3 separate regions of the Homo sapiens genome follow, and all the other regions are linked to region 1. A link is a loop called in an ENCODE intact Hi-C map of the cell type or tissue named here. Cell type or tissue: dorsolateral prefrontal cortex. All regions are shown on one strand. Each heading gives the region's core, and the rest is flanking DNA. Links, peaks and the distances in the headings are about the cores only.

Region 1 (9,878 bases), core at 761-8,760:
CAACACACTTCTTCCTTCTCCACTTTGCCATCTGCCTGCTCCCCTCCCAGAGAAGCCCAGATGCCTGGGAGAGTGGGGGCTGGGGGACAGCTGGAGGAACCTGCTCTGTGCTCTCTCCCACACATTTGATTCCAGTTCCGGCCCGTAATCAGGGCCTTTCATAGATGCGCAGCCCAATCCCGTCCACCCCCATTCCCTCCCTCCCAAAGTTTCCCATTCCCAGAACTCCTTCAAGCCTTTCCCAACTCTTGGGCTCTCTCCTAGGGAGTTCAAAGCCCAGCTCCCTTCCCCCAACAACTAGGGCTTGGCCTTGGGACTCTGGGAAGTTCTCCTCCGCAACACCTGATCCCCTGCCACAGAGCCTAACTCCCTGGAATCCCTGGAAGCCCTAGCCAGCCCACAGCCGAGCTTCAGTCAAGACACTGGTCAGTCTGCTGCCCTGGCCACGGGCTCAGTACAACACAAGACCCGCCAAGATAACCCCCGGGGTTTGGGGCCACTTTGGATTCTCTGTGACACATCGCCCCCTTCTGAGAACAAGGGGAATTCACAGCACTATGTCAAGAGATCTGACAGATCTCAGATCTGAGGGAGTGGGGCAGTTAATTCCATGGTCTCTGAGGACCCTCCCCAAGCTCTGACAGTATGAGGCAGGCTGATGCCCAGGGGTTCCTATGGGGCTGAGGGCTGCTTTGGGCATGTGCAAGAAAGTAGATCACATTGCCCTCAGTAGGCTCTGGAGAAGCTGCATCTTTCCTGTCCCAATGCTCAGGCCTTAGCTCACCCTCCTCCTCCCTGATCTCTCAGTCACCCATTCTGGGGGCAGGCAATGACTGCTTCAATGACCACTGAAGAGGCCCTGGGGAATGTGGCACCCTGATGTGACCCTGAGCACACCAGGGAAGCCTAGGTCCAAAATGTCCCCAAGCTAGCCCAGCCGATGCCCAAGACAGGTGACTCGGGGACTCTAGCTCCTGCTACGTCCTCTGCCCCATAGCGTCTACCTCACCCAGGAGGATGCTAAGCTCCCTATTCTCACTCCAGCCCTCAACCAACATAGGCTTCTCAACCTTGGAGGCCCAGGAGGTCCTTGGAGGGCCTGGGTTACCTACTCCTAGCTCTGGAATGAGGCCACCAAGCACCCTGTGAGACGCATCCTGCAACCAGGCTTTCAGTGGTGACATGCAGACTCACAAGAGAGCCAAGCAGAACTTGGACAGGAAGATGTCAGGCTGGACATAGTGGAGACAGGGAAAGAGAGGTGGAAACTGGGGGCAGGGAACCGAGGGAAGCAGCGTCGCAGGAATGGGGTGATCTCGCTGGGGTGAGGGGTATCTGGGCTAGGGCCAGGCCTTCTCCAGAGGCCCCAGCCCCACCTTTGAGATCGAGGTTTCGGGCGCCATTGGAGTGCTGCGTGACAGTGCGGGAGTCAATCTTGAGCGTGTGCACGTTGCCTGGGTCCCTGGACACCACCACGTTGTGCCACTGGTTGTCATTGACTGGTTTGTCTGAGTTCCCCTTCATCAAGGACGGGCCATTCCCCAGGTCAAACACGTAGTGGATGTACCTGCCCCACAGTAGGGAGGAGACACTGGGTCAGGGCGGGGGTGATGCTGGGAAGGTGGGGTGAGGAGGAGCTATGGCTGGCAGGGGTCCTAGGTGCCATGGGAAGAGGGATTGAAAGGGAGACCCCAGAGGAGAGCGACCAAAACCAATGGCAAGAGGGCTATGGTGTGAGGTCCTGTCACGGGGAGAATGTAAGGAAGGAGGGCCACCAAGGAGCCGGCTCTTGTGACACAACCTCAGAAGAGGAGCTAGAGGGGAGAGGTTTGTGGGTCAGCAGGGTCCTCTGGAGGCAGGGACTGGGCTGCTCTGGAGTGGGGTCCCCTAAGGCAACGGAGGGGCAAGACTGACTTCTGCCTGTAGAGAAGGTGACAGTGGACAGAGAACAGATATAACAGGGAACTCTGGCAAGGAAGCAGCTGGGGAGTCAGCAGTGGAAGAGGGTGTGCTTCTCCATCTTGGCTGAAGAGGGAGCCTCTCGACTTACGGTCGGGGACCTGAATCTTGACTTGTGATCTGGGGGGATTGGACACCTCGGCCAGTAGCCAGGAGAGCTGTATGTGGTTCAGCAGGGGGAGGGGGCCACCTCCTTGACAGCAGTGCAATCCCCAGCCCCTCACCCCTTGACCAGCTCGATGACAATGAAGTCATTGCCGTTGCCCGAGTTGAACAGAAGAAGCCCATCAGGGGCCGTGGTCTTGAACTGGAAGAAGAGGTGCATGGAAGCATAGGCTTGGAGCGTGGCGAGTGCCAGGTAGCTGCTGCGACTCTTGAAGGTGACGGGATCGGCCACGATGGCACGCAGGCCAAAGCGAGCATTGAGCTCACAGTAGGTGATGTCACCATCCTTGCACTGGTCCATGTAGGGCTGGCCATTGAACACGAGCCCACTCAGATGCCCGATGAAGTTGGAGGGCACCACGGAGATAAACCGCCGCTCCGTCATGATGCCCGTCTCAATGTTGTGGAACTCCAGCCGCATATGGGCTCCTGCCATCTGTCCTGCTCAGGACAGGAGACCAAGATGAGGGGGATGGCTTTGGGGCAGGGCTGGGGCTTGGGTTCCCAGGAGCCTCCCCTCCACAGGAGGGCCACCCATGAGTGACATCTTTAGAGATGTCCTCGGCTAGGCACTAGCAGCCAGCACAGCTCCAAGAGGAGTGGCAGGACTCGCCAGTCAAGAGCCAACAGGCTGCCAGGGGAATGCTGCCTACAGGGAGTTGAAATCGTTCCTGGGGTCCAGATGCCCATAACATTCCACCCCTGAAGGAGAAATGGCAGAGGCAGCTTGCCAGAACACTGCCCTAGGAATGGCAGCCCAGGCAGTAGTCACCAAGTAGAACAGGGCCAAGCATAGGTCACTGGAGATGTGTCCACCTCCCTGGGCCCAGACCACCTACCCTCCACAGTCACGTTGTCCACAGACAGCTGCAGGCTCTTGCCACGCCGGACCACCCTCACCGTGTGCCACTCATTGTCATTGAGCTTGTGCCCCGCAAACAGCGTTTCGGGGCCTTTACCTGCGGCACCAAGGGGGGAATGAGGAGGGCACCTATACATGCTCATAGGTGACTTCCTATATCACCTTGGATACACAGACAGCCTCCCCATCCCCGCACATGCCACACATGAACACATACATGACCAGTGGCTCATATTTGGCCACGCAACACACCCATGAATACAAGTACACACACTTATAGCCTCCCATCACACCTGGAGTCCATGCACACGCAGAGCTTTTATACCCCAGTCATACATCCACTCTCAGGACTGCCCTTTGTGTGACTTTAGGAGGTGCCATGCACATAGAATATTAAGTGAATGGTGCCTCTGGAGTTGTACCCTGAGGCCCTGCACACAGACACCCACACCTATGACCAACATACTCTTCCCCCAGATTCCTAAGGGCCTTCAGTGAGTGTGGCCAGAAGCTATATTCCCAGGGTGTAAACACAGACCTAAAACTTTCAAAACTTCACACAGTACCCAAATGTAAATGCGAGCCCACAGCTTCGGCCTCTGTTACACAGACACCAGCTCCTCCATCTACAATGGGACCCGATGGGACCTTTCTACATACACATGCCTGGTTAACGTCACACACCAAGTCACGCCACCACACGTACTGCCCATAAATATGCAGGATGGCCAGAGAGGGGAAGGTTCTGTTTCTTAGGAACTATGGCCATTTACTCAAGACCAGGATTATCAGCTTCCAGAGTCTAAAACAAAACATACTTATCTTTCAAATGCTGCTGGACTTTGCAGCACTCTCTGGTCATCCCTGCCCCCCCACCCCGAGGGCTCCAGCACGCACACAGCATGCCACACACACATGAAGAGCAGGGCGCCCAGCACACACAGTCTCTCTGCCTGGGCCTACCACGTGCATGTGCTCCCCCATGTGACCCCAAGCCACACCATGCAGAAACACCCTGAGACACAGCATTGAGCCCAGGCGCACTGGGATGTCTGGAGATGTCCACCTGCTCACTCTCCATCTCACCCCTGCTGAGAGCCCTCACTGTCACCATAGAAGGAGCCCCCATTTGGCAGAAACTCACCCCAGCTAACACAGGAGCTGAAGAGGGCTCCCTTCCCACCCTCATCCTCTTTCCTGCATCCCTCGCCTTCCCCCTTGTGGCCAATTCTGGAGATGCAGCAGCGTATTCCAGCCCCTCTCAGGCTCCTCCCTGCCAGTCCATAGGACCACAGGTGCTACCCAAGACTCTGCCCCAGCCCTTGATTTCTACCTCCTCCCCACCCTCCTGCTGACTTGGGTAAAGGGTGTCCTTGTCTCTCCCTTCCTAGACCCAGTGAACATCCTGACTGCAGGCCCTCCCCCAGCTCTCCTTGGCTCTGCTTCATTTGGTCCCTCCTGCCTTCCACAACCACCCAACCTCACCCTCCTGCCTGCACCCCTCCCCACACTCAAGGCCCAACCCCCATTCGAGCCAGCAATCACGGCTTCTCTTCCTCCCAGCCTCCCTCCCTAAATCCCAGCGTCCAGCATCCCAGTCCCCTTGGGTCTCTGCAGAAGAAGAGGGAAGCCACTTACTGGGTGCGCAGCCGACGCGCAGGCAGTCTGGGGGGGCCATGGGGCGGGCAGAGGGGAAGGGGAGACAAAAAGGTAAAACAAGTTTTTTTTTTTTTTACATCCTTCACAGGGAGGGGTGTCTGCGGGCGGGGTTCCCCCCAGGGCCACTTTCCGGGGACCACGCGTGCCCAGGTGCCCTCTTCCCTTCCTCAGTTGGACCCCTGTCCCTCCTGCCCCCAAGAGGGCTCCAACCCTCCCCAGAGCTGGAAGGCAGGGCAGTCAGATGATGGGAAGAGGGCTTGTGGCCCCCTTCTTAGAGGGTACCAGGCCTCTAGTGTCTGAGGGAGACGGGCACCTTGGGAATCCCAGTCGTACAGGGGATCAATGGGGGCCGAGGGCTTGACCAACCCCACATCTCCCCTGTCTCTGGGAGGGAGATGGGTGGGGAGAGCCAGAATCCCTGCATCCCCTGCTCTGGGACGACTCCCTCCTCAGAGCCCAGGTGTGACTTGTCACTCCCTGTTCCCCTCTGGGCTCTGAGCTAAATGGAGGGGTCTGCCCCAGGGCCCCCTTCCCGAGGCCATACACCTCCCAAAGCCCCAGTGGCTAGTACCACCCCTACAGGAACCTTCCTTCCACCCTTTCCAATCCTGGGAAATGCCAGGCTGCTACTGGGGATAGATCATGGGAGTCCTTCACCCTGAAGAGGACCTAGTATTAACCTGCTTTCCTAGTCAGAGGAGCCAAGGCCTCACAGATAGAGACAGTGCAGCCCCCAAAATATGATTTCTCTGAGAACACAAAGCAGTTGGGGACAAGCAGCCACCATAAGCAAAGTTTCCTGCCCCTGCCCCAGTCCGGTCCTGGCATTGCTATCCTCTGATTTCAGGACTGGGAAGGCCCCGTGTGGCTACACAGAGCCAGCAGCCCAGGGCCCTGAAGCCTCTGGCCATCCCTCTGGTTAGACACACCACCCAAAGGTGGGAGCCAGTCAGGTCTTGCAGAGGGAACAGTGGACCAGGGTCCTATGAAGTCCAGATTTAAGGCCTTTAGGATGTCTGCACCACTCCATCAAACGCCAAGCCTGACGCAGCCCAAGGGAGGGGACTGGCTGGAGCTGCAGAAATCCTTTACTGGGAAGCAAGGGAGCTGGGTCCTCATCTCCACCCTAACACTCACTAACTCACTGTGTGACCCTGGGCAAAGCACTTCTCTCCATGCCTCAGCTTCCCTCCATGTGAGCTGAGGGAATGGATAACAGTAGGATCCTGAGCAGGAAGTAGGCAGCAGGTAGACACTGGGTTGGCTTTGCCTTTCAGAGAGGGGCAGTCTCCCGGCCCTCGATTGACAGGCCCAATACCCTGGCCTCCTGTCGCTCCACCCCAAATAGGCTCTGCCTACCCCACAGCCCAGGAAGCAAAGGGGGTGGGCAGCTGCATCCCCTGGGCCCCTGAAGGTTCCTGCAGTGGAGGTAAACTGATGCCCCTGTGGCTTTGAGGGCCACGGCCCTTCGGCAGTACAGCTGAGCTCCACACGCGTTGTCAACCGCAGCAGAAGAGTGGAGGCGAGCAGCCAGGACCCTGGGCCACAGCCTGGCACCAAGGGAGGAGCAGAGGAGCAGAAAAAGGTCAAAAGGCAGACACAGAGGGAAGTGAGAAGTCTCAGTGAGAGGAATGAGGTAGAGAGAGTGCAGAGAGAAAAGAGGAAGAAAACGGAGCAGAGGAAGGAGCGGCTGCACAGAGGGGACAGGGGAGGCTGGACAGAAGAGGAAGGGGAGGACTGTTAGGGTGAGGGTAGAAGGGTGCCAGGCCCTGGAGTCAGGTCACGGGGGCTCTCTCGGGGCCAGCAGAGTCTTCACCAATGAAGGGTCCAAAAAAAGAAAAAAGGGGAGGCTGGATGGGCAAGCAGGTCCCCTACTGGGGAAAAGACCCAAAGAAGGAGCTTGATTCTTCTCCTTCCCCAGCAAGGGAGCACCAGGAATGGGGGGTCCATCTGTCCAGAGAAGAGGTGTCAGCTCCAGGCCCACCCCTGCAGAGACTCCACCCTCAGAAACACAGGCTCCAGTAGGGTTTGCAAGAGCAAACGACTTGAAGATGGGCACCCAGAGGGAAGCCAGCCCCATCCAGAAGAAAGCCAGAGACTGAGAGTGAGCAGGAGAAACCCAGCCTCTTCAACATACACATTCACCAAAGTTCAGGGGGCACTAACTAGTAACCTGTTAACTAGTGACCTGTGCCTCAAGTGCAGGGAATAGGCAGAAGTGAGTGGTCTTCGTGGCACAGACCCACGAAGGCCCTGGCTGGACAGAGAGAGCAGGGTCGTAGTATGAACACGTGTTGGGGAGGTAAGACAAAGCAGTCTGCATGGAAAGGAACTCAGGGGAAAGAACACTGGCTTCCCAGCCCTGCCTCACCTGGGTTCCTTCCCCGCCCAGGCCCTGTGGGTTGGAGACAGTGGGCCCAAGGCTCCCAGGCATCTGTCTCAGAAGTGACATCACAGAGTGGCAGCATGCACTCTGTCATAGCCCTCCTTCAGAGCTGGCTCCCAGCAGCCCCCCTGATAATTACTGATCAGCCTCAGGTGGAAAGGCAATGTACCCTCCCATGGCCCCAGGGATTAAAGGGCTTTGGGATACAATGTGTATTTAGCCTGATTTAAAACACAAACGGGAGTTAGATTTCTCCGTTTGATTCCAAGGGGCAGAACTAACGGGAATTTCACAATAAGTGGGAATTTCACAATAAGTGGGAATTTCAGAAGGGCAGGGTGACACTAAGAAAGAACCACTCAATGATCAGAATGGATCTTGGAGGTGGGAGGTAGAAGGCCTCCCACTGGTAGGGAGTGTATGGGTGATTCATGGGGTGGGGAGGGATGCTGAAGGAGGTAACCCCCTTGCAGCTCAGAGATTCTTTAATTACACCACACCCTTCAGGTCAGCTGCACTGACAGCTGGGACCCCAGGGGCACACCTAGTAGAGGACAGTGCCCAGCCTGGCCTGTCCTCTCCTCCCCTCCAGGGAGGGGCCCAGGCCATGCTGGGATAGGGCAAAGAATCCAGGGGACTCTACCATCCTCTAGGGACAGAGATCAACTCCCCAACTCAGGGGCTGCAGACAGCAGAGCTCAAGGAACTTGCTCAGTGTTTGCAAACATAGTGGGGGCTGGGAAGCTGCAGCAGGAGGCACGATAAGTTCCTTAGGATCCTCTGCCTGGAAAGAGGCAGCAGTGCCTTTTTGTCCCTCTCTTATCTAGCAAATATCCCATCTCTTGAGGCTAGCACTAAGCGATCCCACCTAGTGGTCACCCGCAGCCTCCGCTCCCTCTTCAGGCCCAGCCTGGGGCCTGTTTCAATCCACTGAGTGCCTGTGGAGCTGCAGAGCTGCCTCCTGGAGCAATAGCTTCCCTCTACAGGATAAGATCATGAGGCCAGAGACCAAGCCTCACCAGGCTTCTCTCTCTTCCCCAGTAGTGAGTCCAGCCCAGGCCTGGGGCCTTGGTGTTGCTGCCGGTCTGTGAGGCCCTGCAAGTCCTGGGGAGCAAGCAATGGGGGACAGGAATGGGGCTCTTGAAGTGATTCACGTGGGCCAGGAGGCTGAAGGAGGTGACGCCTTGTGGTTCAGAGATTCTTTACACTGCACTTTTCCCATCAGCTGCACTGACAGCTGGGACCCCATGGGCACACCTAGTAGAGGACAACTCCAGTCTGTCCATGCTATGTGGAAGTGGCCCCCAGGCCTGGCTCCAAACTCAAGTCTCTATTCCAATATGGTTTTGTTTTCCTTCAAGAAGGCTGGGTGGGTCTCTACTATGGGTCTTGCATCTACACAATGGTTTCAATGGTTTCATTCCCATTCTTCCATCTGAGCCTCAAAACCACCACAGACGTAGGCAGAGTGAAGATTCTTATCTCCATTTTAAAGATTAAAAAAAAGAGAGAGAGACTCAGAGATGGGAAATGACTTACCCAACAGTAAAAGATACCAAAGTTAGGCCCCAGGTCTTCTGGCCCGGAGCCCAGAACTCTTCCCATCCCAACCCAAGGCTTGGTGGCTGGGTAGGGGCCACCTGCGTGTCCACAGTGCCTACAGAGGAGGAATCTGTAGACGGATGCATTTGCACCAAGCCTTTGGTCACAGATTGTCAGGAGTCATGCTAGAGATGGCATCTCAGCACACACATGTCTACAGATGGGGGCAGGGGCACAGCCAGGAGTAAGAAATGGGTGGGAGGAGAGTCCTGTTATCTGTCAGTCTGGGAAGCCTATTCTTAACATGATGTGTCTTCCAAGAGGCCACCTTGTTATCTGACTTCTGAGCACTTATGTGGCACAGACAGAAAAGTGTGCCCATGGAGAGGAGAGGGTGGGTCCCAAGGGCCCACAGGATAGGTTTTCCTGACCAAGGACATTGTTTCCTGTCTAATCTTAAGAGACACAATCTTCTTCCCAGGGGCCTAGGACAGTCCAAATAAGCAAAATGCATCTGCCTTCCCTGCAGATCCAAGGCCCCAGATTTTTCCTGCTGTGTCCCCAGCAAGCACAGAGACATGTGTTTAGATGCAGACAACACACATATGCCCAGGCAAAGTAGGGGGGAACTCACACTGGATACACAAATCTGGGCAGACTTGGAAGTACAGAGCCACTTATGGGGTCCTTGGCTGGGGCTATCCTCTTGTGACAGTTTCAGGGATGCAAGGGAGCATTGTGCAGACTTGTGGAGCATTGACTAGAGTGTCTCCCAGCCTGCTTTCCCCTGCAGAGCTGCTGCACACCACCCGCTCTACAGGCTGTGATCGTGGTTAGAAACAGAGCTGAGGGGAACCCTTCAAACAACTCTGAGGCCCTGGCCACCTGCATATCTCCCCACCTCCAGTCCCCACCTCTCTCAGCAAATCTTTGTCCTAGGAATACAAAGGCCAGGTGGCCAAAAGGGGAAAAGGAAAGAACATAGTATAAATACATTTACAAGGCAATGGGTTCCCCAAAGGCCACAGTCTGTCCCACAAATGCCCCGGAGACCAATGTTAGGATGAGACTCCAGATGAGTATTTAAAAGTTCAAAGTTCAGCCAGGCACAGTGGCTCATGCCTGTAATCCCAGCACTTTGGGAGGCCGAGGCGGGTGGATCACGAGGCCAGGAGATCAAGACCAGCGTGGCCAAGATGGTGAAACCCCATCTCTACTAAAAATACAAAAATTAGCCAGGCGTGGTGGCGGGTGCCTGTAATCCCAGCTACTCGGGAGGCTGAGGCAGAGAATCACATGAACCCG
Region 2 (9,878 bases), core at 1,002-9,001, 160 kb before region 1:
AAGTAAAGGAATAAAAGAGTGGTTACTCCAGTGGCAGAACAGCGGTATGGGCTGCTCACTGATTACACTTATAGTTATTTCTTGATTATATGCTAAACAAGGGGTGGATTGTTCATGAGTTTTCCAGGAAAGGGGTGGGCAATTCCTGGAACTGAGGGTTCCTCCCCTCTTCAGACCATAAAGAGTAACTCCTGAATGTTGCCATGGCATTTGTAAACGGTCATGGCGCTGGTGGAGTGTCTCTTAGCATGCTAATGTATTATAATTAGCATATAATGAGCAGTGAGGACAACCAGAGGTCACTCTGTCACCAACTTGGTTATGGTGGGATTTGGCTGAGTTCTTTGCCTCAAACTGTTTAATCAGCAAGGTCTTCGTGATCTGTATCTTGTGCCAACCTCCTATCTCATCCTGGGACTTAGAATACCAAACTTCCTGGGAATGCCGCCCAGTAGGTCTCAGTCTCATTTTACCCAGCCCCTACTCAAGATGGAGTTGCTCTGGTTTGAATGCCTCTGAGGTTACAATGCAGGAAGCATTTCTCTCAGACCTCCTCTCCCGCTCAGTATCAGTCTCTCCCCCTCTGCTACCTCAAAACAAAATATTAAAAACAAAACAAAACAAAAAATACTCCAGTCTTTCCCTTGACCACCCTTTCCAGCCACAACCCATTTCTCGGTTCCCTTTCAGTGCCAAACTCCTCAGCAGAGCCGTCCGCTCCTGCTGTCTCCATTCTATCACCTCACACCCACTTTTTAATCTAAGCAAAAGAATCTGAACATATAGAAGAGTGCAGAGAATTCACAGCCCAGATTTGACAACTGCAAACATTTTGCTGTATTTGATTGGGATTTGTGTGTTTCATCCTCCCCACCCTTTCCTCCCATGCTTCCTGCCTCTGAGCCCTACCCCAGGCTGGGTCCCGTATTCCACACTCACCGCCTGGTTGAGGAATCCCAGTGGGGCGGCGCCTCCATCTGTCTGGGAGTTTGGCTGGTGGCCGCCTGCGCCTCGGGTAGGGAAGCTCCACGAGACAGAGATCTCGTCCATTCTCACCCCAAGCTCTCCCGCACCTCGTTAAGGCATCCAATAAATAGTTGTTGCACCGAAGAATGGCCACCCACCAGCTGAACTCCCAGCCTGATCCCTGATTGCCAATAATAGGATCTTACATGTCAATTCAAGCCTAATTATTTCCCTTTTGATTATTTTTTTGTCTTCTAGTTCTGATCATTTTTGTAATAAGGCACTCCCTGGTGGAAACATGGAAAGTACAGAGAGGTAAAAAGCGGAAGGGGAAAACTCACTCATAGTCCCATCATCCAAAAACAGCCCAATCGCATGGCTCAAGGCAACACCTCTTTGTCTTACCTATTTTGACGTGGATGCAACAGGTAGAGAGTTTCATTCACCGGAAACTCCACCATCGATCCTCATAAGAAAAGCAGAGAGAGAACTACGTGCTCCCTGGGGTCCCATGGGTGGCAATGAGGTCCTCAGTCCAGTTCCTGTGAAAAGATGTCTCGAGAGTTTTTTTTGAGACAGAGTGTCACTCTGGTGCCCAGGCTGGAGTGCGGCGGCACGATCTTGCCTCACTGCAACTCCCACCTCCTGGGTTCAAGCAATTCTCATGCCTCAGCCTCCTGAGTAGCTCGGATTACAGGTGCCCACCACCAGGCCCAGCTAATCTTTTTTTTTCATTTTTAGTAGAGATGGGGTTTCGCCATGTTGGCCAGGTTGGTCTCAAATGCCAACCTCAGGTGATCTGCCCGCCTCGGTCTCCCAAAGTGCTGGGATTACAGGTGTGAGCCACCGTGCCTGGCCGAGTCATTTTTGGCTGCAGAAAGGTTTGGGGTTCCCCCTGGTTGGTGGGGGATATCAATGAGGGGAGAGGTGGAGAGATTTCAGCAACTTCTGTGCCTGGGAAACTTTGAGATGGGGAAGAGAAGCCTACACTGGATTTATGGGTAGCCTTCTAGGCAAAGCTCTCTGTGAATCATTGTGGCTTCTGGATTCCAGCTGCCATTTCCTTCAGTCCTACATCAAGCAGTGACTGGGCCACATGGAGCCCTGCGAGTGATGGGTTACAGTGACAGTCACACATGTATATGTCTGAGGAAACTTCATTGTAGCCAACAGCTCCTGCTCAGGATTGAAAGAAATAGAGTATCAGAGGCATATTAGAGTTTTCCAGAGAAACAGAACCCATAGGCTACATAGAGACATAAGAGGAGATTTATTATGGGAATTGGTTCACGCAATTATGGAGGCTGAGAAGTCCACCATCTGCCACCTGCGGAGTGGCCTCTGGGGGCCAGGGCAGGATGGGGAGGGAAGGGAGGGAGTCAGAACCCCCTCCTGTACACACTTCCATGTTGATATTATTACATTTTGTTGTAATCATTCATTTATGGGTTTGTGCCTCCCAATGACTTCCTGTTCCTCTAAGGGGACTATGTCTTATTGATCTTTGAGTTACCAGCTCCATGGACAGCACCAGCAGATGCATAGAGCTCAACACATCTGTTGGCCGAATCCACCTCCCTTCACCCTGAGGCACCCTGCACAGGGTTTTCAGCACTGCGTGGATGCTCCTTCCCCACCTGGCTGACTCCTTGAGCACAGCTTTAGTCATGAGCCCCATGGGACCACCCCAAGTCTCTCTGTGGATGCACTTGGCCAGATCATGGGTTAAGCTCCTTTTTGGGGCTATGCCCACTGGGCCAGTACTCATAGTTCTCCTCCTGCCAGGAATGCCGTTAGTAGGTAGAGCTGGGCCACTGCCCCGCAAAATGGACACGTGGCTCTGCCTAAGGCAGCAAGGACCACCAGGATGGTGTGGGAGGAGGGGAGGAAAAGGACCTGGGGCTCTGAGGCAGGGCAGGCTTCATGGGTCTGTGCGGCCACTTAAGAAGGGCCCAAGCTTGTTCCAATGCTTTCCAACCACCAACTTGATACTACTTCTGAATAAAAGGCCTGTGTTTTCATTTTGCACCGGAACCCACACATTTTGTAGCTGGTGCTGCTGTGAGGAATTAGCAGAGGAGGGTCCCAGAAGCAAGAAGGAACAATGGGCTGTTTAGAAGAAGCTCTGGGCCTCAGCCACCCTCAGAGAGCAGTGATGACCGGAGCTTGGGCAGGGGGTGGGTGAGTGGGGGGCAGGGACATGGCTGGCATGCTCTCTCTGCCCTGATCGGAGACCCACGATTCTCCAAGGCATTGGGGACCAATATCCCTGGTCCACGAATGGCCACAGGCCCCAGTGGTGAACTTCGTTTTTTTCTCATTGGAGAGAAAATAGCAGAGTGAAGACCTGCGATTGAAGATCACCCCAATGTAGAAATATTTTTTTCAGAGAAAAGAAAAATCGAGTTCTCAGTGTTCCAGCATGGCTTTGCCAAGACTGAGAGGAGGCTGGGGCAGATTGAGCCCCATGAGACCACCCTCATGCCCCCACATCCAACAACTGCAAAATGTTCAGTGACCCAAACAGATGACAGCCAGTCACAGGGTCACAGGGACCCGAGCTGCACAGACAGCTCATCCTCACCCTCATTATATGCAGATTCTGTATTTGCAAATTTGCCAACTTGCTTAAATGTATTTGTAAATCCAAAATCAGCACTCAGGGCCTTTTTTTTTTTTTAATCTGAGACAGAATCTTGCTCTGTTGCCCAGGCTGGAGTGCAGTGGCGTGATCTTGGCTCACCGCAAGCTCAGCCTCCTGAGTTCACGACATTCTCCCGCCTCAGCCTCCCGAGTAGCTGGGACTACAGGCGTGTGCCACCGCACCCAGCTGATTTTGTTTTTGTATTTTTAGTAGAGATGGGGTTTCACTGTGTTAGCTAGGATGGTCTTGATCTCCTGACCCTGTGATCCACCCTCCTTGGCCTCCCAAAGTGCTGGGATTACAGGCGTGAGCCACCGCGCCCGGCCAGTCAGGGCCTTTTGAGTTCATTTATGGACAGGCCCAGTGGCCAAAAAAAAAAAAAAAAAAAAATGCTTTGAATGTATGTTCCCAGTTGAGGCTGAACAAGGAACTGCCATCTTGCTTCAGCTCTTATGTCATAAACACATTTTTTCGAAGTCTATTTGGTGCTATGGTTTTGCATTTTCATGTTTCTTCTAGGTGATTTTGTTTAAAATGGCCCTGGCTCCAGAATAGCACTAAAGTGCTATCTGTTGTTCTAAGCACAAGAACCTGCCCCATGGAGAAAACACATGTGTTAGATACACTTCGTGCAGGCATGAGATAATTAATCAGCAATAGACACAAAATGATGTATATTTAAACAGAAACACACATAAAGGAGAATTGTTTATTCATTGACTAATAAATGTGACCAGAGGCTGGGCATGGTGGCTCACGCCTGTAATCCTAGCACTTTGGGAGGCCGAGGTGGGTGAATCACCTGAGGTCAGGAGTTCGAGACCAGCCTGGCCAACATGGCAAAACCCCGTCTTTACTAAACATACAAAAATTAGCCAGACGTGGTGGTGTGTACCTATAATCCCAGCTACTTGGGACGGTGAGGCAGGAGAATCACTTGAACCTGGAGGGCAGAGGTTGCAGTGAGCCGAGATCGCACCACTTCACTCCAGCCTGGGCGAAAGAGCCAGACTTTGTCTAAAAAAAAAAAAAAAAAAAAAAAAATGTGACCAGAGGCTCACAGGACCCTGACCCCAAGTTTCCCTAAAAGCAATAATTCAGTATCCACTAGTTCTAGTTCAGTCTTTGAGGGGACCTTACAGAATATAATTATTGCCAATGATGAGTATCAGCTGTAATCCGAGAGGCCTAAGAAGTTTAGGAATGCATTTCGGGTTTCTTTGCCTTGTGGGTATATAGACTTAAATCACCACTTTTTTGATGAGAAATAGGCTTAGAGAGATTAAATGATGCTATGGACGAACATTTGTGCTCCTCCAAATTCATATGTCAAAGGCAGAATCTTTCTGATTCTAGAGCCAGGACATACTTTTCAAACATTTGCACCGAAGCATCCCCAACACGGAAGAGGGAAATACGGGTCCCTGGGGGTACAAAGGGGTGGAAAATGACCCTTCTGGGTGTAAAAGTCCTTGAAAGTCTCTGTTTGACCTTAAAAATTCCTGTAAATTATTCATTCCACTCTACAGATAGTATGCTTTTGTTTTACCATAAAATATTATATTAAATCACTAGTTGAATGGTGTAACTCCAACAGCTAGACACACTCACTCGGATGTCATATACACTCCTAGAAAGAAGGGGCTGCTGAGCCTAACTCATCCCTGTGTTCCCTGGGCCCAACAGAATAGAGAGTCCCACACAGACACGGGATGAAGAGGGTCAGACAGAGGCACGGGATGAAGAGGGTCCCACACAGGCACGAGATGAAGAGGGTCCCGCACAGACACGGGATGAAGAGGGTCCCGCACAGACACGGGAGGAAGAGGGTCCCGCACAGGCACGGGAGGAAGAGGGTCCCGCACAGGCACGGGAGGAAGAGGGTCCCAGCACAGGTACAGGATGAAGAGGGTCACTGCCAGAAGCCAGGGCGCTGCGAGAGACAATGTGACAAAATCATTTCCTTAGGCATGGTCCTCTGGACACTCCAGCTTGGGCCAGTTTTCCACACTCCCTGCGGGACACGCATGCGCCTCTATCCTGCTTGACCACGTGGGGGCGCCCCACACGCGCTGTACCCCGGTACCCGCACCTCTGCGCGTTTCACTCAGATGTGGCTTTGTTTCCCACGATGTCCGCATCGTCCTCTGTGTCAGCCATGGTTGCCATGGATACCGTGGCTCCCAGCCAGAGGAGGGTCTCAGGGCTCAGAGGCTTTGTTGATGTTAGGCCATCAGTTCAAGAACAGGACCACGCAGTGGGGAGCTGTGTGCTGATGCGGAAGGACCCTGTGGATGTTACCGGGGAAGAATGAATGGAACTCCCTTCTGAGCAGCCTCAATGGAGACCAACCCAACACGCTCACCTTGTGTTCACCCCGTGCAGCAGGGACTGCCCCTGCCTCCCACGCAGGAGGGGCCAAACCCACTCACAGCAGGCCTGAGGCCCCCAGGTCTCGGGGTCACGGGGGAGTTCCTTGTTCCTCTGTCCCTCGTCCTTTCTGTCAGCTCGCCGTGGCGTGTTGATGCTGGCGTCGTGGTCCTTCGTCTTCCTTTGTGCTCACACTGACGGTTTCTGGACTTACGCATGTGGATGTCTGATAAGTGCATCCAGAGAGCCATGCCTTTTCATAAATGATGGTTGCTTCTCAGATTCACTGTGGCCAGGACACTGCGTTTTTGGAGACCACGTGCCGGCGGGCACACACCCTCCTGTTGCTCAGATGAACCAACCGGCCTCCATTCCTGTGCTTCCGCAAGTGGCCTGTTCCACACCTGCAGCCGTCTGTGTGCCAATCAGGGACTGCTGAACAACACCTGTGGCTCTGAGGGCGTCCTCTGAGGGATCTCACCCGAGTCCCACGGAATCTGATTCTGCAGCAGCCTCCCTTTCCCAGTGGCCACCCAGTCCCCACGCTGCCCACTGGGGCTCTTCTCGACCCCCATCATGGGCGTGTGGCTTGCCTGGCCGTGACAGCAGGCTGTAGTTTCCTGCACCCACTGCACCCTCTCTCTAGAACATTCTCCAGCTTGAGCAGCATCTTCAGGAAACGCCATCTGATCACAGCGCCCATCCGCGGCGCAGACCCACTCCTCCCTTCCATCAGTGTGGCTTTTGTGTTGGTTCAGTTACTCTTCTTGGTTTCTTTTGAATAATTTCGTTTTCCTTTCCTAATTTCTTAGGATGAATACAACATATTCGTTCTTTTGATGTGCTTGGCTCATCTTCCTACTTTAATAACGAAAGCATTTTAAAGTGCTAACATTTCCTGTGAGTATTGGTTTTTGAGGATTCACACAGATTTCGGGATGAAACGTCCTTTATTATTATTATTATTATTATTACTTGCAGGATAATATGCCGTTGTAAAACTTCCTATTTGAGCTAGGTGTAAGCTAGGAATGTGTCTCTTAATTTTGAAGTTGTAAACATTTTTGGGTTATCTCTGTAGTAATTATTCCCAATTGTTTTGGATTATGTTTAGAGGATTTGCTGGTAAAGCCTGTTTAAAAAATATTCTCGGCCCGGCACGGTGGCTTACGCCTGCAATCCCAGCACCTTGGGAGGCCGAGGGGGGTGGGGGCACGGATCACTCGAGGTCAGGAGTTTGAGACCAGCCTGGCCAAAATGACGAGACCCCATCTTTACTAAAAATACAAAAATTAGATGGGTGTAGTGGTGCATGCCTGTAATCCCAGCTACTTGGGAGCTGAGGCAGGAGAATCGCTTGAACCTGGGAGGTGGAGGTTGCAGTGAACCAGGATTATGCCACTGCACTCCAGCCTGGGCGACAGAGTGAGACTCTGTCTCAAAAAATAAAATAAAAATAAAAAATAAATAAAGACATCCTCAAGGATTTCTTTATGGCTAAGAACAGGAATGTGTTCCATGGACTTGAAAAAATGAATCCCTACTCAGGTGATATAAAGATATATTTCTATTAAGTATGAAGATTTTAGTGTATCTTATTGTATATATTGACATTTCCCACTATACTTGTATATGTGTGTTTACACATATTGATATGTGTATACATGTACACATACATAAATATATACACATACATATACGTGTGTGCATCTTTTTTTTTCCCCGAGATAGGGTCTCAGTCTGTTGCCCAGGCTGGAGTGCAGTGGCGTGATCTCGGCTCACTGCAACTTGGCCTCCTGGGTTCAAGCTATTCTCATGCCTCAGCCTCCCAGGTAGCTGGGACTACAGGCACCCGCCACCACATCTGGCTAATTTTTGTATTTTTAGTAGAGACAGTGTTCCACCATGTTGGTTAGTCTGGTCTTGAACTCCCGACCTCAGGTGATCCACTTGCCTTGGCCTCCCAAAATGCTGGGATTACAGGCGTGAGCCACTGTGCCTGGTCATGGATCTATATTTTAATCAAAGTCTCCTACCATTTCTTTTTTCTTTTCTTCTCTTTTTTTTTTTTTCTGAGATGGAGTCTCGCTCTGTCAACCAGGCTGGAGTGCAGTGGCTCGAACTCGGCTCACTGCAACCTCTGCCTCCTGGGTTCAAGTGATTCTCCTGCCTCAGCATCCTAAGTAGCTGGGATTTATGTGTCACCATGCCTGGCTAATTTTTGTATTTTTAGTAGGATAGGGTTTCACCATGTTGGTCAGGCTGCAGTCTCCTACCATTTAGAATAGCTTTTGTTTATGTCTACCTGCGGCACTGTTTTGTGGACACAGATCTATTTTTTTCATAAATGGTGGCTTTTATCATTATGTAATGTCCATTTTTTTCTAGTTAGTGCTTTAACCCTCAATTCCACTTTCTCTCATATTACCACTCATGTTTGCTTTTTGTTTCCATCTGCCTGGACTTCTTGTGACCATCTTATTTTGGTTCTGCTTTTTCCTTCCTTCCCCTTTCTTGCCTTCATTTGAACTAACTTTTCTTTTTTCCTTTTCCTATTGTTTGTTTATTCTTTCTGTGTTAACCATAGATTTTTTTATATGTATACTTAAATTAACAAAATCTAAATTTAATCAATATATTCATTCTCTTAATTAAGGACTTTACAATGCTTTAATTCTTATATAACCCATCTAACTTACACATACTATTGTTGTCTTCACTTTTATCTTTTTTAATCCCTAAAATTAGACATTATTATTATTGCTTCATAGTCAATATTTAGATGTCTATGTTTTAACCAGTTTCTTTGCTATTATTTCATATTTTTAGAGCTAAAGATAATTTTAATTTTGAAATGATTTTATACTTGTAGAAATTTGGGCTGGGTGAGGTAGCTCACCCCTGTAATCCTTGCATTTCGGGAGGCTGAGGTGGGAGGATGACTTGAGCTTGGGAGTTCGAGTCCAGCCTAGGCAACATAGTGAGACCTCGTCTCTATAAAATAAAAAGAATTTTAAAAAGAAAATTGCAAGAAGAGTACAAATAGCATGCTTTCCCCTTCTGAACCACTTGAGAATTAATTACCAGCCTGATGCCCATTATCTCAAATTCTTTAGGGTGTACATCCTACAACAAGGACAGTCTCCTGCATAGCAAGGCAACATCAACATCAGGAAATTAACACTCACACACTACTACCATCTAATCAACAGAATCCTGCATTCATGTTTAGGCAATTTCTCAGGAACATCCTTTGTACCAACAAGATCTCATCTTGGGTCACAAGTTGTATTTAGTTGACATATCTCTTCAGTCTCCTTCAATCTAACAGTTTCTCTGTCTTTTCTTGATTTGTATGACCTGACGCTTTTGAAAAGCACAGATCAGTTATTTTGTAGAATGTTCCTCAAGTACAGGATTGTCTGATGCTTCCTTTTGATTAGATTCAGGTTACGCATTTTTGGCAGGACTATCATAGCAGTTGGGCTGTGTTCTTTCCATTGTATCCTATCAGGGAGAACACAACATAGATTTATCCTATGACTGGTGATGGGACATCATGCTTTGACTGTGACTTTGGTCACTTGGCTAAAATGGTATCTGCCAGGTGTCTCCACCGTAAAGTTATTATTTTTCCCTTTGTATTTAACAAATGTTTTGTAAAGAAGTACCTCGAAACCACGTAAATATTCCTGCCTGTTCAAACTTTCACTCATCAGCATTAACATCTACTGATACTTCTTGGCTAAATTACTGATTACTAACAGCTATGATGATTACCAAATGGTAACTTTTCTAATTCCATAATTTCTTCCACGTTTGTTAGTTGGCATTTTGTTGTAAGAAAATTTTTTCTTCTCCTCATTTATGTATTCATTCATTAGTATCTATATGGCTT
Region 3 (9,878 bases), core at 768-8,767, 70 kb after region 1:
GTGAGTTCCCCGTCTGTGGGGGTGTTCGAGGTGAGACCGGATGACTGCTGCTCAGAGAGGCTCGGTGTGGGGGAGGCTCTTGAATCATATGGAAGAGGACAGCAGACTGCTTGACCCCTGAGGTCCTTTTCAGGTGCAGAATGTTTTTTGGAGGGTCCCCTTTCCCCCGTGAAATTCCAGGCAAGATTGGCAGACGGTGAACAGTTCCTACCTCCCCCTTCCTTCCAGCCGTGATGATCTGGCAGAAAAAAGGGAAGACCCCATGCCTTTCCACACCCAGCCACAACCTCAGCAGCAGCAAAAACAAGACAGCACAGTGGTTAGAGGCACTGGCTCTGAAGCCTGGGTTCAAATGCCAGCTCTACCCCTATCCAGCTGTGTGACCTTTGGTAAGTTACTCAGCCTCTCTGTGCTTCACTTTCTTTATGTATAAAATAGAGATAATAATAGTGTTGTCAAAATTAGAATTAACATACATAAAGCTCCTAGTACACTGCCTGGCATAGACTAACGTGTGAAAAAAAAGTGTGTCGTATTAATGATTTTTTTAAAACTTCTCATCTCGGCCTTTTACAGTTTGCAGTACCGAGTGCCTAGTGTTTCCTCTGATCCTCACCAGGGCTTGGTGAGAAAAGTAAGCAAGACAAGTATTATCACTGCCCCTTTTACAGATGAGGAAATAGATACTCAAAGGGGAGAAGGGACCCACCCAAGGTCCCACAAATCATAAATGGCAGAGCTGGGATTCAGATTTGGTTCTGTCTAATCCCTATCCCTCGTGTCCTCCTCAACTCTGCTGGTCAATTGTCCTGACTCAGAGGGCAGTAGAAGGAACAAACAGGTCTAAAGATAAGTCGGAGTCCCATGCCAGGGTGGGCTGGGCATGAGCGGCCATGTCTGCAGGTCGCCAAGCAGCTCTCTGTGTCATGGAGAGAAGCATGGAGCGGGCTGGGCCCAGGAGCTGGTAGCTCGGGGTGCACAGGATGAGGCTGCTGCCGCCTCATGGAGCTGGGGAAGCGGGTGGGCTGGGGACAGAGGTGCAATGGAATGACTTGGTGGAGTGGGGGCCGGAGGACAGGTGCATGGGAGCATGGAGGTAGGTGGTGGGAGGGATGAGCACCAAGCTTACCTATGCTGTGCACAGCTGGGGCACAGCAGCCTGGGCGGGTGCACCCCAGTGATGCAGAGGGGGACAGATGGCTTCCAGGGGCGGCCTTGTGAGTAAGCATGAGGTGCCTGGGAATGTTCCTAAAGGTATCTATGACAGGTGTGTGCGCGTGTGTGTGCGTGCAGGGAAGGTTATGATAATGACAATAAAAATAGCTACCATTTACGGGGACCTTCTATGTGTCTTACAAATACCTCAAAGTAAGGTTTACAGAGTGCTTCGCACAAGGCCAGGCACACAGTAGGTACACAATAAACATGCTTGTTACTACTATCATTGCCATCATTGTCCTCTCAGTGAGTCCTCATAACATCCCACTAGGTAGGGATGAGGATCCCATTTCACACGTGAGGAAACTGAGGCTCACTGAGGAGCACAGCGGAGTCCCACCTTCACCCTCACCCCACCATGCCAAACAGTGGTGGTGGCAGTGGGGAAGCAGCTTCGTAAATAACAAGGTGCCACACACATCCTTGAAAGTGTGCACCAGACTATTTGTTGAATGAGTCTCCGAGAGCCCACAGGCCCATCAGTGTGGAAGGGGCAGGGGCGAGGGAGCTGCACCAACAGATGGAGCAGCAAGGTGGGTGGCGTGTGAGGACACACAATCGGGGCATCCCCGTGGGGGCTGGGCTTGGGAGCTGCGAATGAAAGGACAGTGTCTCCAGTGCACAGGCAGGTGTAGGGGCCCTTGTGCCTGAGGATTAATGCGGGGGGTGGGGCCACTTAGAAATGGGAAGGCTCCCAGGGAAACCAGGTGTAGGTGGGGGCTGGACTCCACTGGGAAGGGTCGTGGTTGTGGCCAGGAGGGGTAGGAGGCCCTGCGCCGAAGGTACAAAGATAAGTGAGTGAGAGAGAGAGAAAGTAGAAGAGAGGTTTAGGGGGTGAGCCACAGCATTAAGTGTGTTAGCAAACATGTGCTGGTGTGCACACACACGTGCACACACACAAAGGCCTGGGGCAAGGTGTTCAGCACCCAGACAGACATGCACATGGTACTTCAGGATGAGCTTGCTGGGGGGCAGGGACTGGTGTGTCTGGGAGGGTGTGCCCACATGCTGTGTAGACCTGGGAGGGATGGGGTGTCTGGAAGGAGAGGGTGTGTTGCAAGGACTGAAGGTGTATGAGGAAGAAGCACAGGTGTGCCTGCGATGGCTGTGAGCCTGGGGAGGTGAGTGGTTGGATGGGGGCTGTGTGCATCCAAGGGTGAGGGCTGGCAGTGCTGCGCTGGGGGCTCTGGGGGCACGTAGTGGCCGTGTGTGTGTTGTGTACATGGCAGCAAGGCACCTGGGGGAGGTCTCAAGGAGGCAGGCATGAGGTGGCAGCCTCTCTGGGTGGGGAGTGTGGGCTGTATGCTGCCAGGAGGTGTATTGTGTACGCAGGTGTGTGTGCCTGTGTAGGTGTGTGTCTGGGTGGGTGCCACCGAGCGCGTGTATCATTGTCAGAGTGTCTGTGTCACTGGCAAGGGTAAGCGGGAGGGAGCAGCTGGACCTGGGTAGTGACTGAGCCTGGAAGGAAAGAGGGGTCCCCACCAGCCACTCGCGCACCCAGCCCCTCCTCTCAGAACTCCAATGTCATATGGATTCAGCCCAGGCCTGGGCTGGAAAGAACTGCCCGGCAGCCGTGGCTGGTTGGTCCATCCCGCCCACCCCTGTGGATCTGAGGATAGGATGGGTCTGAGAACACTTCCTCTAGCATGAATGAAGAGCCCCCAGCCAGACCCTTCTCCCCTGTCTCCCAAAAGATCCAGCCACACCTCAGATGCCAGCATCCCTAGAGCCATCCCTGGAAGCAAGAGGAGGTAGGGACTGAGGGGCTGAAGCACCCACAAAACAGAAGGCCTCACAGTTAGCAGACTGCAGACCTCCCTCCCCTTCTCCTTCCCTCTCCCTTCTTTCTTTCTCCTTCTCTGGCAGAAGACAGAGAAAGTAAGACCCTAATGTCCACCCTCCTCCAAAAGGAACACCCAGACACTGGGAAGGTAGACAACAGGGAAGGATAAGAATGAATGGAAGAGGAGAGACGCCCACCCGCCAACACATGAAAAAACAGGGCTATCTGGAAGCCCCCAGGGCAGCCAAGGGACTGGGGACCCAAGACCCACCCCCTAAAAATCTATTTCATTATTCCAGGTGGACAGCCTCCTCCTTCACCTCCAGACACCAAGAAAAAGCCCCTCCCAGCCCTTGCTAGCTCAATGAGGCATCGAATGCCCTCTCCCAAGATTCAGGAGGGGGGTGAGAGTAAAGGAGACAACAGCACCCCAAAGCCAATTGTGCCCCAAAAGCCCATCAAGGGTTCAAGGGCTCATACCCCAACCCAAAGACCCCAGGGAAGATTGCTGCTTCAGCTGGGGGAGGAGGCTGGGACATGAGAAATGGTCCCTTCCTCTTTAGGGGTGGGGGAGCAAGCCAAGGGCCCTGCAGCTTCCTCTCCCCCTGCAGCACTCTCTGACCAGAACCCTGTCACCGCCCCCAGCGCATTCCCACCCCAGCAAAGCCCCCTCCTACTGATTTCCCAGTCTCCCTGTCTCATCACCCCCAGCCTTCCCCCGCAAGCTTCCGCTCCTCTCCCTCAGACCCCATCTTTCCCAGCTCTCCACCAGCACAGACCCATCTCTGCCTGGAGCACCTTGGCACATTCCCCTCTGCTCTCTCCCAATAACCTCTTCTCCCCTTGGCTCCCATCCCCCAGGAAAGCCTGGTCCTCAGTGGGTCCCCTCAGGACGAAGCCCTTGGCCTGGCCCCTTTCCTTCCCTCTCCACTTCTCTCTCTTCTCCAGCCCCCTCTCCTCTCCTCCCACGAAGCCCAGTTTCTCGCTGGTTAGACCCTCCAGAACACAACAGCTCCTCTGGCCCGGCGCTGCTTCAAGCCTCTGGGGCTAGCACAGACTGGGGACCCCCCTTTAAGAACCCCCTCTAAGTCCTCTGGATGCCCCTCCTCTCTCCATCCCTTCCCCCAAAGACCCTTCCTCCCACCCCTCCCCATTCTCCTCAGCTCTCAGGGCCAGTGCCCCTTCCACAGGAGCCTCCGACCCCCAAGCCCCCAGCGGCTTTGCCTCCTCGCTGTCACCGGGCCAGCCCTCTCAGCGCGGCGCCCCCGCCCCCCAATTCATCCGTCCTGCCTCCCTCGCCCCCTCCGATCCGCTCCCCTCCCCCGATCGGCTCCCGCCCCCCGCCCGTCTCCGCCGCAGCGCCCCCCCCCCCCCATTTTACCTGGTTCTCGGGGCGCCAGAAGCTGGAGGGTGGGTAGCAGAGCTACAGGGCCGCCCCGTCTCCGACGGGTGGCAGAGCCAGGGCTAGCGGTGTCTGCCGCCTCGCGCCTCTCTCCCTCCCCGCCGCGTCCCCGCCCGCCCGCCCGCCCCGCCGCGGTGCCTCTCCGAGGAGGATGCTCCGCGAGTCAGGGCGGCTGCTCCCGCCGCCGCATCCCTGCAACACCGACTGACGGCAGCATCAGCACCAGTGCCCGCCCCCGAGACGCGCGCATTGGACCACGCTGCGCTGACGGGCGAGCAGCGCAGCCAATGCAAGGGCTCAGAAGCCGCCAGTCCAGCGGCTCCACAGGCCCACTCCCTCCCTCGCGCGGGACCCAGGCGTCCCGGCCCCAGCACCCGCGCTCCTCCCAGCCTCTCGAGGTTCTCGGGCGCCCGGGCCCCCAACCAGGCGGGCCCCAAACCCGGCCTCAGTGTCTTTTCCGGGAACCCAAGCACTCTCGCCCCTCGCCCCTCGCCCCTTAGTTCGGGGCCTTGGGTCCCGCACCCTCCCCCCACGGCCAGCAGGTCTTCGCGCAGCGCGGGGCTGGGACAAGCCGAAGGAGAGGCTGTGGACCCCGACTTGGGACGCCGCGAGAGCAGGGCTGATGCGGGGCCTGGGCCGCAGCGCCCTCTGCTGGCTACCCCCAGGGGCGGGCCCGGGCTTCGAGGAGCCTAGAGAAGGGGGACTCGGTGGGTCCATGGCTGCTGGGGGCTTTTTCCAGTCGGTAGCCTGGCCCCCACCTCCCACCGTCCGGAGGGCCCCTGGCTTGGAGCCCCCAGAACTGAAGAGGAAGGGGCTTTGCTGGGATAAAGACGGAGGCGGTGGGGGAAGGAAAGGCAGAGATGGGGGCGGGGTAGACCTAGGAACTTGGGGGTTTCCCAGTCCTGCCTCATGGGAATCCCAGAGTTTGAGGCCAAACTCTCAGTTCTGCCTGGAACCCTGGACCGAGGTACGAGTAGGTGTGGGGGCAGGGTTGCGCCTGCACATGCCTGGTGACTGAGGGCACCTGGCAGCAGCCCCCTTCTCTGTTCTCCTCCTCCCATCCATGAGTTTCAGTTAGAGTGGTGCTGGGGGGCGCAGGTCTCTCCTGTAAGGGTACATGCATCACTGTGCATGTGTATGAGTGTGGGGGACTGGGGGACACCCTTCACTCACTCCGCCAATAAAAGTGTACACACACTGGCACTTAGTGTGTATACCCCGAGGTTGGTCACTGGGCTGCTGAATGAGACAGTGAGAGACAGAGTGTGTGTGTGTATGTGTGCCAGACCATTCTGCCAGCTCACTCCAGGACCCTGGTTTCTGTTGCAGGGTCTGTGATCTGCACAGCTGGTGGTAGTTGGCACTTCCTTAGCCAGAGGCAACATGCAAGAACACTTACATTCAACCACCAATGCATGGACATTGGGGCACTCACAGCCATGCACACATATCTGTGAACACTGGGCATTCCCAGAGACACATAAGAACACCTGCAGAAATGCCCCACCATGGTAACACACCCACAGGAAGCATATACTGCCCAAGAACACACACACTTGTGCACACAGGTACCTACACCAGGCAATTAATGCATGCCCAGAACAGCTGCACCCAGGGGACCTGCCCACAGTCATCCTGGACCCCTGCCCAGGCACTTCAAAGAGAGTGGTCAATTACTGAGTGGCTTAATGCGGACACCAACCCCCCGGGTGGGAAACTCCTTCCCCAGCCTGTGAAGGGGTAAGAGGGGGACCCAGGCTGCAAGGAGTTTTTCCTAGGAGTCGAGAAGGGTGATCCCTAAGCCAGGTCCCAGACTTAGGGCCCACTCTGACCTTGGAGAGACCCCCAGGGCATCCCCACCAAAGCCAATGAAGGAGCCAGAGAATGGAACTGCTGCGTCAGGGCCTATGAATGCGAAATCGCCTCCCTGACCCCACAGCCCACTTTCCTGCCCATCCCCCACTGTTCCTCTTCCTGCAGCCTCCTCACACTCACACACACACACACACACACACACACCCCTTGTCCATCCAGGCATCAGGGCATAGACAGACAGATGCAATGGCTCACAGAGACAGACTCAGACCCTTACAGAGGAGCCTGGGCAGGGAGGGAGGTAAGTATGAGCACTTGTCTCCTTTCCCTACCCCCAGCTTTGCCCATCAAGGGCAGAAAAGGTCACCGGGCAGCTGCTGCATCTCCCTGTCCCTCCCACCTACAGGGACATCTCTCCTCTCTGCAAGGTCCAAGGTTCAGATTGCCTAAGCATTTGGGACCTGCCACTTCAAGACACACCCCACACACACACACACCACACACAGGTACCCACCCAATGTGGACAGTTGAGTGATATGCTGAGCACATGCCCTTCTCCCATGTGCAAAGGCCAGTGGGGACACATGGGGGAGGGGAAACACAGCAGATACAGCATGCATGTCCATGCACACACATGCACACAGGCGCATACAATGTGAAGCTCAGACACCAAATTCAGACACATGCAACCATGAAGACCGCTACTTGTCACATCCCGGGCAGGCAGACCTGGACACACATATGCATGCATGCATACACACACACACACACACACACACACACACACACACACACACCAGGAAGAGGCCAGACTGGAACTGGAGGGTAGTGACGAGAGGAGCCAAGAGGAACCGACTGGGCTGCAGGGATGGAGGCAGCACAGGAGGCAGGCGGCACAGGAGCGAGCTGCTCTTCACAACACAATCGCCGTCTGTTGTTATAGCAACTCAGCCCCCAAATCGTGAAACGGATATTACAGCCTCAAGAGGGGGAAGGGCGGAGGGGGCTGAGGACAGAAGGAGGGGCAGGGGGGCACCCGATGCAGAGACAGGGCTGGGGGGCCCAACACAGGGTAGGCCTGCAGGAGAGATATGACCAGGAAAGAGAAGGGAGTGACCCAAAATAAAGAACAGGCCAGGGGGAGTGGGGTCTCAAAGCAGGGATGGATGTGATGTGGGGAAACCCTGGGGTGGGGGACCGGGGCACTCATGGGGGAACTGAGGCCACTGCCAGGCCCACAGATACTGTGCTTTGGAGTGGAAGGTGCTCAGGTCTCCACCCCTAGGACAATCCTACAGCTGCTGTGGGACACCTCCCAGTTTGGGGGACTGAGGAGGTAGTTCCCATTGTCAGGACTGCTGTCTGGAGTCTCCTGATCCCAGGGGCAGCCCGGCCCAGCTTCAGAACCTTTAGTAAACTCCCAGACCAGCCTCAGAAGTGGCCTTAGCCTTCTTTAGGTAGCAGTGACCCCCAAAACCTCCGTGCTGCAGGCTCAGGAGGGAAGAGCTGGGTTGGGAGAAGCCACCACCGGAGGCTGAAAGCAGGATCAATATGCATTTCCTCTGGAAGTCACTGTCCTTCCGGCTGGCAGCAGCACCAGGCCAGGAGGCTGCAAGGCGGAGGAGTGCAGCCCCCACCCTGAGGCACAAGCCCAGCAGGGCCCTCGGACTGCCCAGGGCCCTCCCTCCCTTCCCCGACAGCCAGCAACTCTGTGCTGCCCCTCTCCCTCCCACGATTCCTGCAGTGAGGGCCCTGTTACTGGAAGCGTCCAAGCAGGGGCTGAAAGGCCCCCTGTCCAGCAAGGGAATTTCGGCCATGGGCTGAAGGCTTTGGGTATGCATGACTGGCCCTGCAATTCTCGGGTGCAGACCTACTAGTTTCAAGTTTTAGATGTCCAAGGATCTGGTCTCCTCAAGATCCTAGACCCTCCCCAAGATTCTTATGTTCCAAGGTTTTCTGCTTCTAAGATTCTCTTCCCCAAGACTCCAGACACATGAGATTCCAGACCTCCCAAGTTTCTCTGGCTACAAAGTTCTAGCTCCCAAGATTGTCATCCTGTAAAGTATACCATCCCCCTACCCCCCGGGATTCTAGGCGCTGATGGTGAAGGTTAATTACACGGGCCTTTTTATTCCATCTGGAAAATACAAATATTCACAAGAGTCTGTACAACCTTAGGGACACCAGCCCTGGCCCTGCCCTCAGCTGCATGCCACCCTCATATCCCACCCCCATCCCCAGCCTCCTGCCCCGACACCCCCAGGCTCCCTGCTCTGGTTGAAGTATTTTCTCCAAGGCAGGAATGAGTCCTTGATCCAACCACAGCTGGGAAGAGAAAAACAGGTTGTGAGGAAGACACCCCCCTAACAACAAGGTAGTAGCCCACCTGGCTTGGAGCCATTTGGATAAAGCACCCATTTCCCTGATACTCCCCAGCTCCCCCCCAGCCCTCAGTGGGGAGCTCTGGTGCCAGCTGTGGGAGGACTCACCATCTATTACAAGTGGATGTCAAACACCCCATCCTCCACCGTCTGTACCTCCTCCTCACGGATCTCTGCTGGGAGGGGGATTGCTGCAGAACACACTTCCAGGTCCCTGGGACTTCATCAACCCTTCCCCTCTCCACGGGAGGCATCCACATCATCCCAGAAGCAGACCCACCCACCAAAAATCAATTCCCTGCATGACCTCACAGCCCAATTTTTTTTTTTTTTTTTTTTTTTTGAGACAGAGTCTCTCTCTGTCGCCCAGGCTGGAGTGCAATGGCGCAATCTCGGCTCTCTGCAACCTCCACCTCCCAGGTTCAAGCGATTCTCGTGCCTCAGCCTCCCAAGTAGCTGGGATTACAGGCGCCTGCCACCACGCCCAGCTAATTTTTGTATTTTTGTATTGTAGAGATGATGTTTTGCCACGTTGGCCAGTCTGGTCTCCAACTCCTGACCTCGGGTGATCCACCCACCTTGGCTTCCCAAAGTGCTAGGATTACAGGCGTGAGCCACCATGCCCGGCCTCAGCCCAATTTTTGAGGCTCTTTTTCTATGTTTTTGTTTTGCCACAGCTTTTTCAGCCACAGATTTGTCAGCGCAGTTTGCTTAAATGTCAATTTTGTGTGTATTTCACATTTTAGACCCCAGCACTTCTGGAAGGCTCAATGCAAATGGATTTATCTTTTCTATTTTTGAGGATGTATGCCCTGTGCCTGCCTCTGTTTTTTGAGGACTTATGCCAACCCAAACAGTTGTGATCAACTACCTTAGACCCCAGTTTAACATAGTTGTTCGGACTGTTCTCAGCAAAATAATCATTTGGCCAGTTGTCATTCAGCAAACTGACCTAAAACCATCAAATACCCCAAGAGAGCTGCCAGGACATTATCAGGGCAAGGGACTTTCCCCAGAAGAGCCTCCAGAGCAGCCAGAAAGGGAAAGGCAAGCCAATGGCTCATATAACACCTTCTCCAATCCTTTGTTAACCCCTCCAACAAAATAAGACTGTAACTGGAATCTTGAAGCCTCTTTCACTTTTATACCTCTTTATAAATTAGGGTCTCTCTCCTCAGCCTCAGAAGGTCCAGGGCTTCCTGGCCACTTTCTGGCACCCTTACCTGTCCCTTCTTTATTTTTTATTTTTTTTTTTTCTGAGACGGAGTCTTGCTCTATC

Evidence for each region. A loop is a pair of places that touch in the nucleus more often than their neighbours do. Peaks named below come from ENCODE experiments on the same cell type or tissue, not always from the same donor. Only the 100,000 strongest peaks of a DNase experiment are listed, where the experiment ranks them.
Region 2: a loop joins it to region 1, with 3.0 times the contacts of the local background. A loop is called at or near these places in 27 of 110 quality-filtered maps.
Region 3: it touches region 1 in a loop (3-fold over the local background); 17 of 110 quality-filtered maps call a loop at or near these places.

Annotation. Positions count from the first base shown.
Region 1 is chr11:64,649,072-64,658,949 of GRCh38, forward strand. NRXN2 (neurexin 2) reads right to left here. Exons shown (of 23, transcript NM_015080.4): 12 at 4,625-4,651; 13 at 2,964-3,083; 14 at 2,184-2,565; 15 at 1,377-1,567. Among named protein-coding and RNA genes, the nearest start is that of NRXN2-AS1, 10 kb to the left of the region's middle. RefSeq lists enhancers at 2,652-3,151, 4,494-4,994, 5,956-6,115, 7,606-8,107, 8,108-8,607. In dorsolateral prefrontal cortex, for the core only: CTCF peaks have their summits at 2,027 and 4,188 (motif pointing left); DNase peaks (open chromatin) are centred at 2,064, 4,010 and 4,210; H3K27ac peaks cover 1,586 bases.
Region 2 is chr11:64,484,325-64,494,202 of GRCh38, forward strand. No RefSeq gene overlaps it. Among named protein-coding and RNA genes, the nearest start is that of LINC02724, 40 kb to the left of the region's middle. RefSeq lists an enhancer at 5,667-6,168. In dorsolateral prefrontal cortex, for the core only: a CTCF peak has its summit at 5,674 (motif pointing right); a DNase peak (open chromatin) is centred at 5,667; H3K4me3 peaks cover 420 bases; H3K27ac peaks cover 491 bases.
Region 3 is chr11:64,718,589-64,728,466 of GRCh38, forward strand. NRXN2 (neurexin 2) reads right to left here and starts at 4,609. Exons shown (of 23, transcript NM_015080.4): 1 at 4,383-4,609. RASGRP2 (RAS guanyl releasing protein 2) reads right to left here. Exons shown (of 17, transcript NM_001098671.2): 16 at 8,708-8,772; 17 at 8,323-8,543. The coding sequence ends at 8,714. RefSeq lists silencers at 4,489-4,783, 4,770-5,069 and enhancers at 5,450-5,499, 6,709-7,547. In dorsolateral prefrontal cortex, for the core only: a CTCF peak has its summit at 5,037 (motif pointing left); DNase peaks (open chromatin) are centred at 4,653 and 5,053; H3K4me3 peaks cover 3,191 bases; H3K27ac peaks cover 1,263 bases.